2 separate regions of the Homo sapiens genome follow, and region 2 is linked to region 1. A link is a loop called in an ENCODE intact Hi-C map of the cell type or tissue named here. Cell type or tissue: heart left ventricle. All regions are shown on one strand. Each heading gives the region's core, and the rest is flanking DNA. Links, peaks and the distances in the headings are about the cores only.

The links. A loop is a pair of places that touch in the nucleus more often than their neighbours do. Peaks named below come from ENCODE experiments on the same cell type or tissue, not always from the same donor. Only the 100,000 strongest peaks of a DNase experiment are listed, where the experiment ranks them.
Region 2: it touches region 1 in a loop (5-fold over the local background); 44 of 110 quality-filtered maps call a loop at or near these places.

The regions. Positions count from the first base shown.
Region 1 is chr9:19,024,441-19,032,682 of GRCh38, forward strand. All of the region lies in intron 1 of SAXO1 (stabilizer of axonemal microtubules 1), which reads right to left. It also overlaps the pseudogene PSMC3P1. Among named protein-coding and RNA genes, the nearest start is that of SAXO1, 4.6 kb to the right of the region's middle. RefSeq lists an enhancer at 8,091-8,242. In heart left ventricle, for the core only: a CTCF peak has its summit at 4,607 (motif pointing left); a DNase peak (open chromatin) is centred at 3,403; H3K27me3 peaks cover 487 bases.
Region 2 is chr9:17,820,153-17,828,394 of GRCh38, forward strand. No RefSeq gene overlaps it. Among named protein-coding and RNA genes, the nearest start is that of SH3GL2, 250 kb to the left of the region's middle. In heart left ventricle, for the core only: a CTCF peak has its summit at 4,192; no DNase peak of the experiment used is centred there; H3K27ac peaks cover 2,081 bases.

The DNA of each region.
Region 1 (8,242 bases), core at 2,236-6,235:
GTGGGGTGGGGCGAGGGGGGGAGGGATAGCATTAGGAGATATACCTAATGCTAAATGACGAGTTAATGGGTGCAGCACACCAACATGGCACATGTATAGATATGTAACTAACCTGCACGTTGTGCACATGTACCCTAAAACTTAAAGTATAATAATAATAAAATTTAAAAAAAAGTGGCAGAGCCAGCATTTGAAACCAGGCAGTCTCACTCCAGCTTCACTTTCCTCATCACTTCTCCATCCTAAAGCCTTCCCCGGCTACCCCATCCCAAAGCGCCTCTCCCACCCCTCACATCCTACATCACTTGTTTTATTGGTCTCATTCATCTAAGGGTAGCTGTTTCCACCCCTCCACCACCCATCCCGAGACATGTCATCTTTCCAAATAAACTATAAATCACCTGAAGGTCAGTAATAAATATTTTAATATCAATGGAGGGAATGACGTTTAAAACTGCCCACTACAGAACAGAATCAGAACATGTTACTCTGAACGGATCCATCTGCAGACTATAAGGTCGAATAGATCATGTTTACTGCTGTAATTGGAATATGAAGTTGTACTCTAATAATATCTGAAATTTGACATATACCCACTTGTACTCATTTTATAAGATGAAAGGTATTTATGAACAATTAAACATTAATTCTGATATCCAAAAAAGGCCATTTTTAAGGAGCATAACATAGCTTAACATGAAAAGTACATGAAATCTACAATAAAAATTCAATCTTAACGTGAAAGTTTTTCTTTTTTTTCTTGGCATCTCTATCTGGATTCTGCTAAAGATAAGTCATCAGCAAGTATCTGTTAAAGGCTGTTCTTTGTGTTTTTTTTCCTTAATCAGAATTTATGAAGTCAATTTTATTTAAATTAAAAATAAGAATTCTTCTTAAAACATGTAATATGAAACCAAGTCCTCAATTTTTTTTCCTTCCTCTTAATGTGTAACAGAGACTCTAAGAAAATAAAATCTAAGGTTAAGGAAATTTCCATCGATATGAAGAAAATATTTTCCAAAATTAAAATAACAAGTTCCTCCCTGGTTAACATAACTGATTTAAGTTGCAGATACATGGCTGCCCCTGAGATCACCTTCCTCCACAAGCTCTGTGAAAGGGCCAAATCCACATCCTTTTCAGCAATTTTTGAGTCCTCTATGGGACTACCTTTTTTATGAAATGCTGCACATACTACCAATGCTTCATAAATATTTCATGATACATTAACCAGTCCTGGAATTTCCTGCAAGATTGCACAAAATCTTTAAAATGGTGCACTGTAAGCTGTAAAATAATCAGATATAAAAGTAAGCTATATCAATCCCTTCATTAACAATTTTTTACAAGAATTTTAGAAAAAGTAGTGTTACTACATTTTAATCTCAGGAGGGAGATTTGCTATTTATATTACTTTACTAAAAGGCTTTTAGAATTACACTTTTTTTTTTATATCAGATACTATTTTCTCAGTTGGACCAGAGCCTTCATATTGTACTCTACAATCAAAAATGGCCCATTGTGGGAGTTGGGGGAACTAATTAAGTTGGTTAATGGATACAAAAATAAGTTGGATAGAAGAAATAAATTACAGTGTTTGATAATACAGTAGGGTGACTATAGTTATAATTTGCCATATATTTCAAAATAGCTAGAAGATTATTTGTAAGCTTCCCAATACAAATAAATGATCAATGTGTGAAGTGATAGATATGCTAATTACCCTAATTTGATTGTTACATGTTATATGAATATATCAAAATGTCACTTGTACCCCAGAAATATGTACAATCATTATGTATCAATTTTTTAAATGGTCCAGTGTGACTCGAAAATAGACCAGACTATAAATTTTAACACCTAGCAGTGTCTGATACCCAGTAAAATATGAATAAAATTTAATTGATTGACCTAAATTGTGCCTGAAGCTTAACATGTTCCCATATATTAAAATTAATCTCAATGTTTCTATTTCCTTATCTGTAAAATAAAAGAGCTAGAGACCACTAAGATCCCTTTCAGCTTTAAAAGTCTGATTAACGTTTTACTTTACAGCAACCCTGCCTTGCGCCACCCACTCCCCCACCTAACCACAGTTTCAAATTTAGTCATCTGGGAAAGAACAGCTCAATAGACTGAAAACATCGCCAGGGAAAAGAGAGGCTAAAATCAAGGAATCGAATTTCCAAACTAAGCAATGCTTCCCATGTTGAGGGACCCACAGTAAGATAATAATATATGGGAAAATACTTTTTGAATTTTCAAAATACTGTAAAGATGGAAGGTGGTTTAATATTATAAAATGCTGGGCCGGGCGTGGTAGCTCACACCTGTAGTCTGAGCACTTTGGGAGGCTGAGGTGGGTGGATCACAAGGTCAGGAGTTCAAGACCAGCCTGGCCAACATGGTGAAACCCCATCTCTACTAAAAATTCAAAAACTAGAAAAGAAGATGGCAACCGTGTGGGATGAGGCCAAGCAAGATGGAACTGGGGTGGAGGTGCTCAACATGTCCACGGAGGAGATCATCCAGCGCACATGGCTTCTGGACAGTGAGATCAAGATCATGAAGAGTTAACTGTTGAGAGTCACCCATGAGCTCCAAGCCATGAAGGACAAGATCAAAGAGAACAGTGAGAAAATCAATGTGAACAAAACCCTGGTGTACCTTGTCTCCAACATCATCGAGCTCCTGGATGTTGATCCCAATGATCAAGAGGAGGATGGTCCAAATATTGACCTGGACTCCCAGAGGAAGGACAAGTGTGCTGTGATCAAAACCTCTACACGACAGACATACTTCCTACCTGTGATTGGATTGGTGGATGTTGAAAAGCTAAAGCCAGGAGACCTGGTGGGTGTGAACAAAGACTCCTATCCAATCCTGGAGACACTGCCCAGAGTACGACTCGCGGGTGAAGGCCACAGAGGTGGATGAGAGACCCACGGAGCAATACAGTGACACTGGGGGCTTGGACAAGCAGATCCAGGAACTGGTGGAGGCCACTGTCTTGTCAATGAACCACAAGGAGAAGTTTGAGAACTTGCGGATCCAACATCCAAAAGGGGTGCTGGCCCCCAGGGACGGAGAAGACCCTCCTGGCCTGGGCCTGTAGGGCACAGACTAAGGCCACCTTCCTAAAGCTGACTGGCCCCCAGCTGGTGCAGATGTTCACTGGAGATGGTGCCAAGCTAGTCCGGGATGCCTTCGCCCTGGCCAAGGAGAAAGCGCCCTCCATCATCTTCACTGATGAGCTGGATGCCATAGGCACCAAGCACTTTGACAGCGAGAAGTCCGGGGACCGAGAGGTGCAGAGGACGATGCTGGAGCTTCTGAACCAGCTGGATGGCTTCCAGCCCAACACCCAAGTTAAGGTAATTGCAGTCACAAACCGGGTGGACATCCTGGACCCCGCCCTGCTACGCTAGGGCGGCCTGGACCGCAAGATCGAGTGCCTGGGCCAGAATCATGCAGATCCACTCCCAAAAGATGAACGTCAGTCCTGACGTGAACTGCGAGGGAGCTGACCCGCTGCACAGATGACTTCAACGGGGCCCAGTGCAAGGCTGTGTCTGTGGAGGCGGGTATGATCGCACTGCGCAGGGGTGCCACGGAGCTCACCCACGAGGACTACATGGAAGGCATCCTGGAGGTCCAGGCCAAGAAGAAAGCCAACCTACAGTACTACGCCTAGGGCACGGCAGGCCAGCCCCGGACTCGCGGCTGAAGTGCGCAATAAAAGATGGTTTAGAGGCAAAATAAAACAAAACAAAAAAAATACAAAAATTAGCCGGCCGTAGTGGCGGGCGCCTGTAATCCCAGCTGCTCGGGAGGCTGAGGCAGGAGAATCGCTTGAGCCCGGGAGGCGGAGGTTGCAATAAGCCAAGATCGCGCCATTGCACTCCAGCCTGGGCAACAGAGCGAGACTCCGTCTCAAAAAAAATAAAAAATAAAACTCTTCGGAGTAGCATTTTTTCAATAACAGGAAATGCTGGAGATAATCAGATGCAATTGGAAACATTATACTCTCATATACAAAATTAGAGTTACTCTATTCAAAGCACTCCCCCACCATGTAGCTTCTTAAGTCAAGATAATTAAGTGGTACATTAGTTTCAAAAAAAATTTAGATGCTGACCTTACTGTTTCTGCAAACCACAATACTCTGCTTTTTTGGTGCTGATTATGTTGAAAAGAGAATATTATGACATTCTATGGTAATAATTCCAATTGCAAGATTTTGATCTTCAAGGAAAGAAGTAGAGCATTGTTGTGGAGGCAAAGCCTTGAGCTTGACGCAGTAAAATATGTCTGATTTTTTTTTTAGCCCAGCAAAGCTCACTGAAAAGTTTTACAAGTGATTGGAATCTTTAAATTTAGACATTTGAAACACTTTTCACTTCGTAATCTGCCATCTACTCTGAAAGGCGTACCACTTTCCTGAGCTCTGCTGGACCCTAAACTCTAATTGCTCATTTTAGAAAACTAAAGATAAATCTATTTAAAAATAAAATAAAATCCAGAACTCCAAAGGTTTTGCTTTTCCATTCAGGCTGATTTGGTTTAACCCGCAGTGAGAATTGATCAGGAAACGTCTGCCATCTTGTGGCCAAATATAAGAACTTGCTCCAAGAGAGTCACCCATTGGTGGCTTTTCCTCAGCAGCTGTGGGCAGCTGCTCCTGCAGATGGACACCTTTTTATCCAGGCCTCTGAGCATCTCCAGAGCCCACTCGCCAACAAGTACAATGTCCTCAAAAGTTAAAGTTGAAAGGACATTAAAGAATTATTTGCTCAAGAAAAACTTCGGAAGAAGAGAATGTGAGAGAGAAGGGGGAATAAATGTGCCTCTCTCCCTCCCTGGCAGCCCTGAGGGTCTCCACAAATCTCCAGGATTAAAAAATGGGGGAACTGAAGCCCAGAGAGAACCAGTGACTCACTCAGGAACCCCGGTCTCCCCCTCCCACTCAAGGGCGCTGTCTCTGACTTCTTCATGCATGCTTGTCTTCCAGATTTCCCATTGCTTTTTCCCATGACCTCAGACTGGAAAAGCCAAATATAGACTTCCACAGCTTAGAAAACACCTATAAAATTCCTCGCTCCATCCCAACCGGTCACTGAGCAGATTTAATTGGGGTGGGAGGGATTTAATTGGGGTGGGAGAGATCAAGACTTCCAAATAATGAGACTCAAGATCAGTGTTGTCCAACAGAACTTTCCGCAGTGATGGAAACACTCCCTATCTGCATGTGCCGGTATGGGAGTGACTATACTCGAGTAGCTACTGAGCACTTGACATGTGGCTTGTGCAGCTGAGAAACTGAATTTTTAGTTTTATTTAACTTTCATTTATTTAAATGAAATTGCCACAGCTGGCTACCATACTGGACAGTACATCTCTAAATCTTACATTCCTAACCCAGTCCAGCATGTTATGACCTTGACAAACAAAAAACGCCATCCATTCATTCAAAAAGATATGTGTTAGCTGTTAATAAAGAAAACTGTGTTGCTATGATACAGTGCACACACAAAAATAGAAAATATCTGTTTTCCCAGCGTACATATAATTAATCGAGGATATAAAGCATGCTGATGCATAGAGGATGAGAACACGGAGCGGGGTTTTTCTTTGATGGGGAGCCACAGGGCTGGGTTAACAGGGAACTTGCAAGTGAAACCGGGCCTTACAAGTCCAGCAGGAGGAGGGAACATAGGTATTTTAGAGAAAGGGAAAGGATAAGGATCAGAAAAGGGACATCAGCAGGTCCACTCAGGGGATGCCAAGAAACCTGATCCAATTCAAGGTGTAGTTTCATGTAAGGGAATCATGGGAGAAAAAAAAACTAGGAAGGTAATTTAGGACCAGTTTCCAAACACAAAAATGAGAGAACCAGGGAGGTTGTAACCGGAATAAAAGGGAAGGGACCAATTAAAGAAAGATTACAATGGAGGAGGGACCCAGACTTTAGAAAAGAGTCAATGTGCCAGGCTCGGTGGCTCACGCCTGTAATCCCAACACTTTTGGAGGCCAAGGTAGGTGGATCATTTGAGGTCAGGAGTTTAAGACCAGCTGGCCAACATGGTGAAACCCCATCTCTACTAAAAATGCAAAAATTAGCCCAGCATGGTGGTGGGTACCTGTAATCCCAGCTACTTGGGAGGCTGGGGCAGGAGAATCGTTTGAACCCAGCAGGCGGAGGTTGCAGTGAGCAGAGATCGCGCCACTGCACGACAGAGTAAGACTCCATCTCAAAAAAATAAAAAAAATAAAAAAATAAGAAGAAGAAAAAGATTCAATGTTCTGTTTGAGGGAGAGTAAGAGATGATTCAAAATTTTCACCCAGGGTGAATGGAAGATTGCTGGCACCATGAATGGGGCAGATACCAGAATAATGTTTGAAGGTTGTTGAAGTTGAGATTAATGAGACAGATGGATCACCAAAGCACTTTGAGAAGATGAAAATGAAACTGGAATTCAGAAGACAGGAGAAACTATTGGCTGAAACCATAAAATGGAGGAGAAAATACAGGATGAGGAGAGAAGAAAAGGAGAAGAGACACAAGAACAGACTCTGCTTCCAATGGAAAGTGACTCCTTTGCAGGGACAGAATGAGAACAGAGTCAGAGAAGGAACACCCAAATGAGTCATAACCCTACTGCAGGGGCAGGAGGGAGACTTCTCACTATATATGCTCTGCACCTCTTAATGAGCATTCTGCCTTCCTACCTAGACTGCACGCTGTGCAAAGATGGAGACTATGTCTTATACATTCAATCCCAATGCCTAGAACAATGCAGGAGGACACAGGAGGGTAATGTAAAGCATCCCAGTAGAAAGAAGGCCTTAGTGGCTCATGCCTGTAATCCCAGCACTTTGGGAGGCCGAGGCAGGCGATCACCTGAGATCAGGAGTTCAAAACCAGCCTGGACAACATGGTTGAAACCCTGTCTCTACTAAAAATACAAAAATTAGCCAGGCATGGTGGCATGTGCCTGTAATCCCATCTACTCAGGAGGCTGAGGCAGGAGAATCACTTGAACCCTGAGGCATAGGTTGCAGTGAAGCGAGATGGCACCACTGCACTCCAGCCTGCGCAACAGAGCAAGACACTGCCTCCAAAAAGAAAAAAGAAAGGCGGCCTTAGAAAAAAAGGTTTTGCTTGGTAACATGTAGTCCTAGACTATACACTGCTCTGGCCCCACTTAACAAAGCTCAAAAGCAAGACCCACGTTTGTACATGATCTAGTTCAGTGAGTCCCAGTCCTAGCAAATGGCCAGAATCACCTTTAGACAGTTGACAGGGCCCACTCTGAGAGTATCAATTCAACGGCCTGAGCAACTGATAGTTTTCAAACTCCCTGTGTGATTCTAATCAGCAGCCAGAGTTGGGAACCATTTATTGATGCCAGAGATATAGAAGGTTGCTGATCCAGTTTTTAGAGTGCCCTTTAATTCTCCACACTACTGATACCATTTTTATATGCATGTGTCATATTTGCCCTTTTTTCAGATTTCAGGACACTAACATATTAAGCACAATCCATGTACCAGGACTCACATACATGATCTTAACTCTTACAATAGTCCTATGAGGTACGTATTGTTGGTACAGATGAGGCGACTATGACCTGGAGTTTAGTTACCAATCTAAGATCCCACAATTAATGACAGCCCAGGAAAGGTGACCTCAGAACCCTCTTGCCTGTTGCTCCTCTGCTGCCCACTCCCTGCCCCAGCCAAGCAGAAACCCAGCTGCCCTGGGAAGCAGATAGAAGGAGCCTCTAAGAGATCATGTGAGTGACAGCAGACCAGTCAGCCCGTGGGACTCTGACTAAAGTCCATGATTTCCCCCAGGACCACCTTTACTGCGCTTCCACCCAAAGATGGTCCTTAAAGGTTAGAAGGGAGACCTGGCAGGCCAGGCGACTGTGAAAGTAATGTTTTCATTATCCTTATTCAACTCTACACAATGTGGAACAAGTTTTACTAATACCTTATACTTCTCTGACAAAGTAACAATCTCTCTGAATGAGAAATTCAGTTATACTACAGGAATTCTCCTCCCATCCTATCACTTTCCCAAAAGGAGCAAGACTGGTCCCACTGGGCCAGGTGTTCTCCCTCCTTGGCTGACACTTTCTGGGCTTCAGGGAAGGGAGTGCAGACTGCGCGGTCACGCCCATTTTCAACCCTCCTGCAGTTCTCAAGTGAAGCGGCACAGAAGGCCCGAAAACAGCC
Region 2 (8,242 bases), core at 2,669-6,668, 1.2 Mb before region 1:
TTCCTGGAAGATATTTTTTAGTGAATACAGATTTCTTGGCTGATAGCAACTTTCTTTTAGCACTTGAAAATTGTGTATCACTTCCTTTTGGTTTCCGTGGTTTTGATGAGAAATCCATTGTCATTTGAATGATTTTCCCCCAATTGGTAAGGTGTCATTTCTCCCTCACTGCTTTCAAGAACTTTTATTTGTCTTCAATTTACAGAAGTTTGACTATGATGTGTGTTGGCATGGAATTCTTTGGGTTTAACCTGTTTGACACACATTTGGCTTCTTGAATCTGTGGTTTTATGCCTTCACCCATTCTTTCTTTGAATACTTTTTCAGCCCTATCATCCTTCTCCTCTCCTTCTGAAACTCCAATTACATGAATGTTGGATCTTTTGTTATAATGTCATAAGTCCCCAAGACTGTTAACTTTTTTCAGTCTATTTTTCTCTGTTGTTTAGATAGGATAATTTTATTGTTCTATCTTTAAGTTCACTTTTCATATTTTTCTGTCTTTTCCATTCTACTGCTGAGTTCATGTATTGATTTTCTATTTCATTTTTTTTTTTGGTTCTAAAATTTTCATTTGGGGTTGGGCACAGTGTCTCATACCTGTAATCCCAGCACTTTGGGAGGCCAAGGCAGGTGGATCACCTGAGGTCAGGAGTTCAAGACCAGCCTGGCCAACATAGTGAAACCCCATCTCTACCAAAAATATAAAAAATTAGCTGGGTGTGGTGGCACACACCTGTAATCCCAGCTACTTGGGAGGCTGAGGCAAGAGACTTGCTTGAACCTGAGAAGGGGAGGTTGCAGTGAGCCAAGATCATGCCACTGCACTCCAGCCTGGGTGACAGAGCAAGACTCTGTCTCAAAAAAAAAAAAATTTCATTTGGTTCTTATTTATAGCTTATATTTCTTTGCTGAAGCTTTCTCTTCCTTTGCAAAGATTTTTGATTTTTTCATTTATTTCAAGAGTATTCATATTTCTTCTTAAAGCATTTTTATGATTTCAGCTTTAAAATCCTCGTCAGATAACTTTAACATCTATGTCATCTTGATGTTGGCATCTGTTGAAAGAAAAACTTCAGCTGAATTAAATTTAAAGGAGTTTAATTCAGCAATGAATGATTTGTGAATCAGGCAGCCCCCAGAATCACAGCAGATTCAAAAAGAGTCCAGAGGTGCCTCGTGGTCAGAACAAATTTATAGACAAAAAAAGTAAAAAGACGTATAGAAATCAGAAGTGAGGTACAGAAACAGGTGGATTGGTTACAGTTTGGTATTTGCCTTATTTGAACATAGTTTGAACACTCAGCAGTGTATGAGTGGTTGAAGTATGGCTGTTGGGATTGGCCAAGAGTCAGCGATTGTTACAGGTGCATACTCCTAAGTTAGGTTTTCAATCTTGCCTTACCTATTAAGTTAGGTTGCAGTTCATCCACAAGGACTCAAATATAGAAGTATGGAGTCCTTCTCAGGCCATATTTAGTTTGCTTTAATACATTCATCTAATCATTGTCTTTTCTTGTTCAAGTTCAGATTTTCCTGATTCTTGGTATAACAAGTGATTTTCAGTTGAATCTTGAGTATTTTCAGTATTATATCATGAGATAGATACTGGATCTTACTTAAACAGTCTATTTTACTTATTAGTCTTCCTCTGACACTGCTCTAGTAGGACAAGGGAAGCATATCTTGTTGCTGACAGGTGGTGATGAAAGTCTAAGTTCCCCAGTTGGCCTTCATGGATACCCAGCAGCAGGTGGGTTCTGCCTCATTAGTACCAGACAGAAGTTTGAGTTCAGGATCCTTACAAAGCTTCTGCTTCATGAATATCAATGTGGAGTCATGTCATCCCTCATGTGTTGAGGTCCCCAGCCTGCCTGCCTTTTGCTGTTTGCTTCTTACATTTATTTTATACATAATGTCCAGGAATTTTAGCTATACTTAAAGAATAGGAAAAGGTGTGTTTACTCCATCTTTGCAAATGTGAAAAATCTTAGATAATATTTTGATCCCAATGCTAGTGAAAACATAATCTATCAGGATTTGTGAGATGCAGCTAAAGCAGTACTTAATGAGAAATGTATACTTCTAAAAGCTTAGAAAAGAAAAATGATCTACAATTGATTATCTAAACCTCCACCTTAGGAAGCTAGGAAAAGAGGAAAGGAGATAATACAGATAAGAGCACAATAAATGAACCAGAGAACAAAAGAATAGAAAAAAAGTCAATGAAACCAGCAGCTCATTCTTTGACAACATCAACAAAATTGGTAAAACATCAAGCTAGATTGATCAAGAAAAGGAGAAGATGTAAATTACAAAATCAGTCAGTTCTCATATACTCTGTTTTGAAATGTAAACCTTTCTAATGCAATCGATATACTTTGAGCATAGTATACTTTCACATATATTTATACACAGCTTTGTACACAACAAACGCTAGGTAAGTGCAGAAAACTATACCCAGCTGAACCAAGCCACGTAGGAATACACAAAGTGCACACATGTACACACCTCAGACATCTACCAGCTACCCCATTTCACTGCCTGTGTGGCGAGCCATGCCCAACCACATCTAGCGCTGGAAATTCCAGCCGACTTCAGATGACCCTCCCTTCCACCACTTCACAGTAACTCATAAGCTGCAACAATCCTGATGTCTAACTCCACAAACAAATTTCAGGTTTTTTTTTTTCCTTTTTTTTTTAAATCTTTTAAAAAAAATTTTATTATTATACTTTAAGTTTTAGGGTACATGTGCCCATTGTGCAGGTTAGTTACATATGTATACATGTGCCACGCTGGTGCGCTGCACCCACTAACTCGTCATCTAGCATTAGGTGTATCTCCCAATGCTATCCCTCCCCCATCCCCCCACCCCACAACAGTCCCCAGAGTGTGATGTTCCCCTTCCTGTGTCCATGTGATCTCATTGTTCAATTCCCACCTATGAGTGAGAATATGCGGTGTTTGGTTTTTTGTTCTTGCAATAGTTTACTGAAAATGATGATTTCCAATTTCATCCATGTCCCTACAAAGGACATGAACTCATCATTTTTTATGGCTGCATAGTATTCCATGGTGTATATGTGCCACATTTTCTTAATCCAGTCTATCATTGTTGGACATTTGGGTTGGTTCCAAGTCTTTGCTATTGTGAATAGTGCTGCAATAAACATACGTGTGCATGTGTCTTTATAGCAGCATGATTTATAGTCCTTTGGGTATTTTTCAAGGTAAAGAGCTGTATTTGTTGTAGTATTTATATATTTCTTAATCACTTCCCATATATAAAACTGTGCTATTTTTAATAGGTATCTATCTTTTTTTTTGTACACGTCACTGACAAAGTTTTTGAATATATGACCTCTAACCTAATTTTCCTCATGGGTCTTACGGTTCATAATGTGCAGTTTTCCATAGCACAGTGGTTTTCAGGAATGCATAGGTGGCATTATAGCAGAACTGACTGCACTTTGCCAGGTGGTGAAATTTAGTTTCCCAACCAGACATCGTATGCCTCTTGATATGTTGTAATGTGAACTATACAGCATCACCTATGAAGAGTGATTACCAAAAATCTTAACCTGAATCTAACCACGCCTTTAGATGTAATCTTCAAGGTAAAGAAAAACAGTGGAGAGAGATAAGTTAGATGACACCAAGAGGAAATTATTAGATAAATGCAAAATGCTGTATAGTTAGCTAGACCACTGGCTTGCTCTGATTAAATCCTATTCTGAAGAAACCAACTATAAAACACATTTTTTATATGACTAGGACAATGGATTAGACACCAGGATGTTACATGATATGGAATTTTTGTTAACTTTAAGGGTAATAATGTTACTGATGTTGTCACAAAATGTCCTTATTTTTTGGAAATTAAAGTATATATATATATATATGGCATTTTATAATGCTGTACACACAAACACATGCATGTATATGCAAATACAACACACAAGAATATATTAAACCAAATATGGAAATACATATGAAAATGTAAGAAAGTAAATATGCAAAATGCTATGGGTATTCATTGTACTGATATTTTTACTTTTTGTGTGTTTGACATTTTTATATTTTGATATTTTCATAATTTAAAAAATTGACATGTTAGAGGAATTAAAATATTTTTACCTCCTCTTTTTTAGAGAAACTTCATGACCTTAGGGGGCCCCCTAGGTCTATCCAGCTTGCACCACTCTCTCGTTGCTGTTGTGTTTTCAGTTATAAAAAGCACTCTTAGCTCCAACAGCCTGTGCCCATCTTTGGGATTCCTTGCATTCCTCTAGGATATAAGACTTCCATTGTATTCCCTTATCTGGCCCCACAAGGGAAGTTGAGCACAAATATTTCTAACTTGAATTTTTTTTCTTTGAGTAAAGGAACAATCAGATTATAGAAAAATCTGAAAAAGTAAATGGAGTTGTGCTTAGTAGTCACTGAGAGAACAGATGGTATTCTAGAGGTTTGGGACTTGGGGAAAGAGTGTCAAAGATGTTAGCATGGATGAACAGCCCAGGGAGAAGGCAAAGCCCAAAGAATGATTTTCTAAAATGTGTGTGCCCAGGTCCTGCTTTCATGCCAGATTGGGCACAGTCTCTCTCTCCCAACTCCTTGACAGCTTGTAGCTGCTGAATCTGAGCCAAGACTAAAGGAAATAGATAACTGAGCATTCCAGAAACAGGGGGACAGCTCGTGTGCACACTGTTGTGGTGATAGCAGAGAAATCTCAGAGATGAAGGGTGGGGGAGAGAGGGATCCAGGAGAAGAGTTAGGGGCATTTAGGAGTGATTATAGGACTTTTTTGCATTTTTTTCTCCTTGAATTTTTCACTGGAGGAGGTGATTAACTGTTGTGCATCCAGAAATAGTTTAAGCTAAACATAGCAAAGCTGGCAGGGTTTGGGATAAAATAGAACTTGGGTGTAGGAATGTTGCCTCTTGGCTGTAGTCCTTCCCTTGAGTAAAGCAATGTCAATGTCATGAACTCAAACCAAGGTCAACCTTGAGAATCAAGTGCAAGATCTCATCTCTTTCCTTCAGGAGGAAAAGTTTGTTCTCATGGGGATGCAACCTATCTAAAGTCAGAGGAGTCTTTTAAAAAATACCTTTCAACTTTTTAGAGATGAAAGAGACTATTTTTAAGAAGATTCCATTCAAATTCTTGATTTTATGTATGAGGACTATAGAAGTGAGTTATCTGAGCTCACAGAGCTAGTTGATGGTAGAGGTAAGACTCTCAGTTCAGCGCTCTTCCCAATATAGCATGTGGTTTCTCAAAATTGAAACCTTGTAAAATGTTGGTTAGATTCTTGGGGGCAGGGACAGAAGACCAAAGCTGGAGAGGAGACACAGTCAGCAAAATAATCAAGACCTTTAGTTAGAGGCAGGTATTGGGCTGTCTGCCCTCTGGGTAGTATGATCTCAAGGGATGCTCAGAGATGATTCCAGTGTACATCTGGGCTTTGAATGTGTGGGTGCCTGTTTGGATGGAGGTGGAAAGCCAGTATTTCCTGGCTGTAGGCATTATGAAATTAGGCCAGGAAACATAAGGAAAATAGGAAATCTGGCTGGGCAGTCACCACTCTGGACCTACAGTGGGTACAAGAAAAGAAATCTCTTCCTACCCCCAGCCTTACCCCATCCACCCTGTAAGGGATTCCATGTGACTTTTTCTCTTCCTTCTTCTTCTTCTTCTTTTTTTTTGCTTTTAGTAGAAACTCCCTGGAATTTTGTATTTAATTATTTTAAAATTTAAAAAATATTAAAAACCTTTTATTTTAAAATAATTTCAGGCTTTCAGAAAGGTTGGAAAAATATTTGGAAGAATTCCCATATGTTTTTAACCCAGATTCCAACATGTTAACATTTTACAGAGATGATTTTTCATTCTCTTTCTCTGAATCATTTGAAAGTGCTCTGAAGATATAATGCTTCTTTATGCCTAAATTATTCTGTGTGTGTTTCTTGAAACAAGGGCGTTCTTTTATATAACTATAACACAATTATCAAAACCAGGAAATTAACATTCATACAGCTATTATTCAATCTACAGACCCATTCAAATTTCACCAGTTGTCATACTAATATGCCTTATAGCAAAAGAAAAATATATTTTTCTGGGTAGGATCCAATCTAGGATCATATGATGCATTTAGTTGTCATGTGTCTTCAGTCTCCCATAAGTTCCTCAGTCTTTTTCATGACCTAGACATTTTTGAAGATTATTGGCCAGTGAATTTGTCGCATGTCTCTCATTTTGGGTTTGTCCAATGCTTGCTGTATTAGTCAGAGTTCTCTTAGAGGGACAGAACTAATATTATATATTATATATATTGTATATATATAGAGGAGTTTATTAAGTATTAACTTACACAATCACAAGGTCCTACAGTAGGCTGCCTGCAAGCTGAGGAGGAAGGAAGCTAGCCCAAGTCCCAAAACTGAAGAACTTGGAGTCTGATATTTGAGGGCAGGAAGCATCAAGCCCAGGAGAAAGATGTAGGCTGGGAGGCTAGGCCCGTCTCTCCTTTTCATGTTTTTCTGCCTGCTTTATATTCGCTGGCAGCTGATTAGATGGTGCCCACCAAATTAAGGGTGGATCTGCCTTCCCCAGCCCACTGACTCAAATGTTAGTCTCTTTTGGCAGCACCCACACAGACACACCCAGGATTAATACCTTGTGTCCCTTAATTCAATCAAGTTGACACTCAGTAGTAACCATCACACTTGCCCATGATTGGTTCGGGTTATGCCCTTTTGGAATCAATACCACAGAAATAATGATGTTTTTCTCAGTGCATCATCACAGAAGGCAAATGTTATCTACTGACAATTATACGTTATGTCAACTTTGAACACTTTGTTAACGTATGGTCAGTGAGATTTCTACACTGTAAAGTTACTATTTTTTTTTCATTTGTAATTAATAAGAGTCTGGTGGGGAGATACATCCAGACAATCTAAAAATTCTGCTTCTTATCACTTAGTTTTAGCATCAGTTGGTGATTGTTGCCTAAAACGGTTATTTGTTTACATAACTACAGCACAATTATCCAAACTAGGAAATTAACATTTGTACAGCTATTATCCAATCTACATATCTATTCAAATTTTACCAATTGTCATGCTGATATGCCTTATAGCAAAAGAAATACATAGTTTTCTGCGTAGGATCCAAACAGTTTTTGTCAAATGGTGATTCTTTTCTTATTCCATCATTCCTGCATTCATTTACATCATTTCTTCTGTATCTATTATTAATAGTTGTCATCCTACTGCAAGGAACAGATTTCTGTTATTTCTCATTTACATATTTGCATAACTATAGACCCATGGATTTTTAATGTATTCCATGAGCTATAATCTGTACTATTGATATTTACTTTGGAGCCAAATTGTCCCAGGTTGAGTTCCTTCAAATGGCCCCTTATGCTTCCGACAAGTCCTTGCCTTCTTTGAGCACATCTTTGCCTTCCGCGTAGCAAGATGTTCCACGCTTATCTTGTACTTTTCCAGGTACACTTCTGGAATCAGCCAGTTCTTAAAGAACGCTAATTCCTTTTAGGGGAAAATGGTATTTAGAAACTAAGATCTGGGTGTTAGTTTTGCTTATTTGTACTGGAATATTCCAAATGACACTTTTTTTTTTGAGACAGGGTCTTGCTCTCTCACCCAGGCTGGAGTGCAGTGGCATGAACATGGCTCAGCTGTAGCCTCAACCTCCTGGACTCAAACAATCCTCTTGCCTCAGCCTCCCAAATAGCTCGTACTATAGACATGTGCCACCACACCTGGCTATTTTTTTTTTTTTGTATTTGTTGTAGAGACAGTGTTTTGTCATGTTGCCCAGGCTGATCTCTAGCTCCTGCACTCAAACGATCCGTCTGCCTTTGCCTCCCAAAGTGCTGGGATTACAAGCATGAGCCACCATGCCCAGCCCAAATGACACTTAGAAGCAGTGCTTTTATCACTTCACTTCTAGGAAACGTTCTTGGCCTTTTTGCTAGGTAAGACTCAGGGTCCACTTTTCCAACTCCAGGCCAGTCCCATGTGCAGCCTCCTGTTTTCCAGGAAGAAGTTTCTACCTGCTTATTCCTATCTTCATAGTAACATCTCTTCTCCTAGCGGCTACAAAGTTGCATGCAAGCTCCCTACAGCCCTCCTTTCCCACCTATTCCTTCAGCAACTATGCATTTCTAGCCAAAAACTAGGAAAGTACAACATGTGATCTCCCA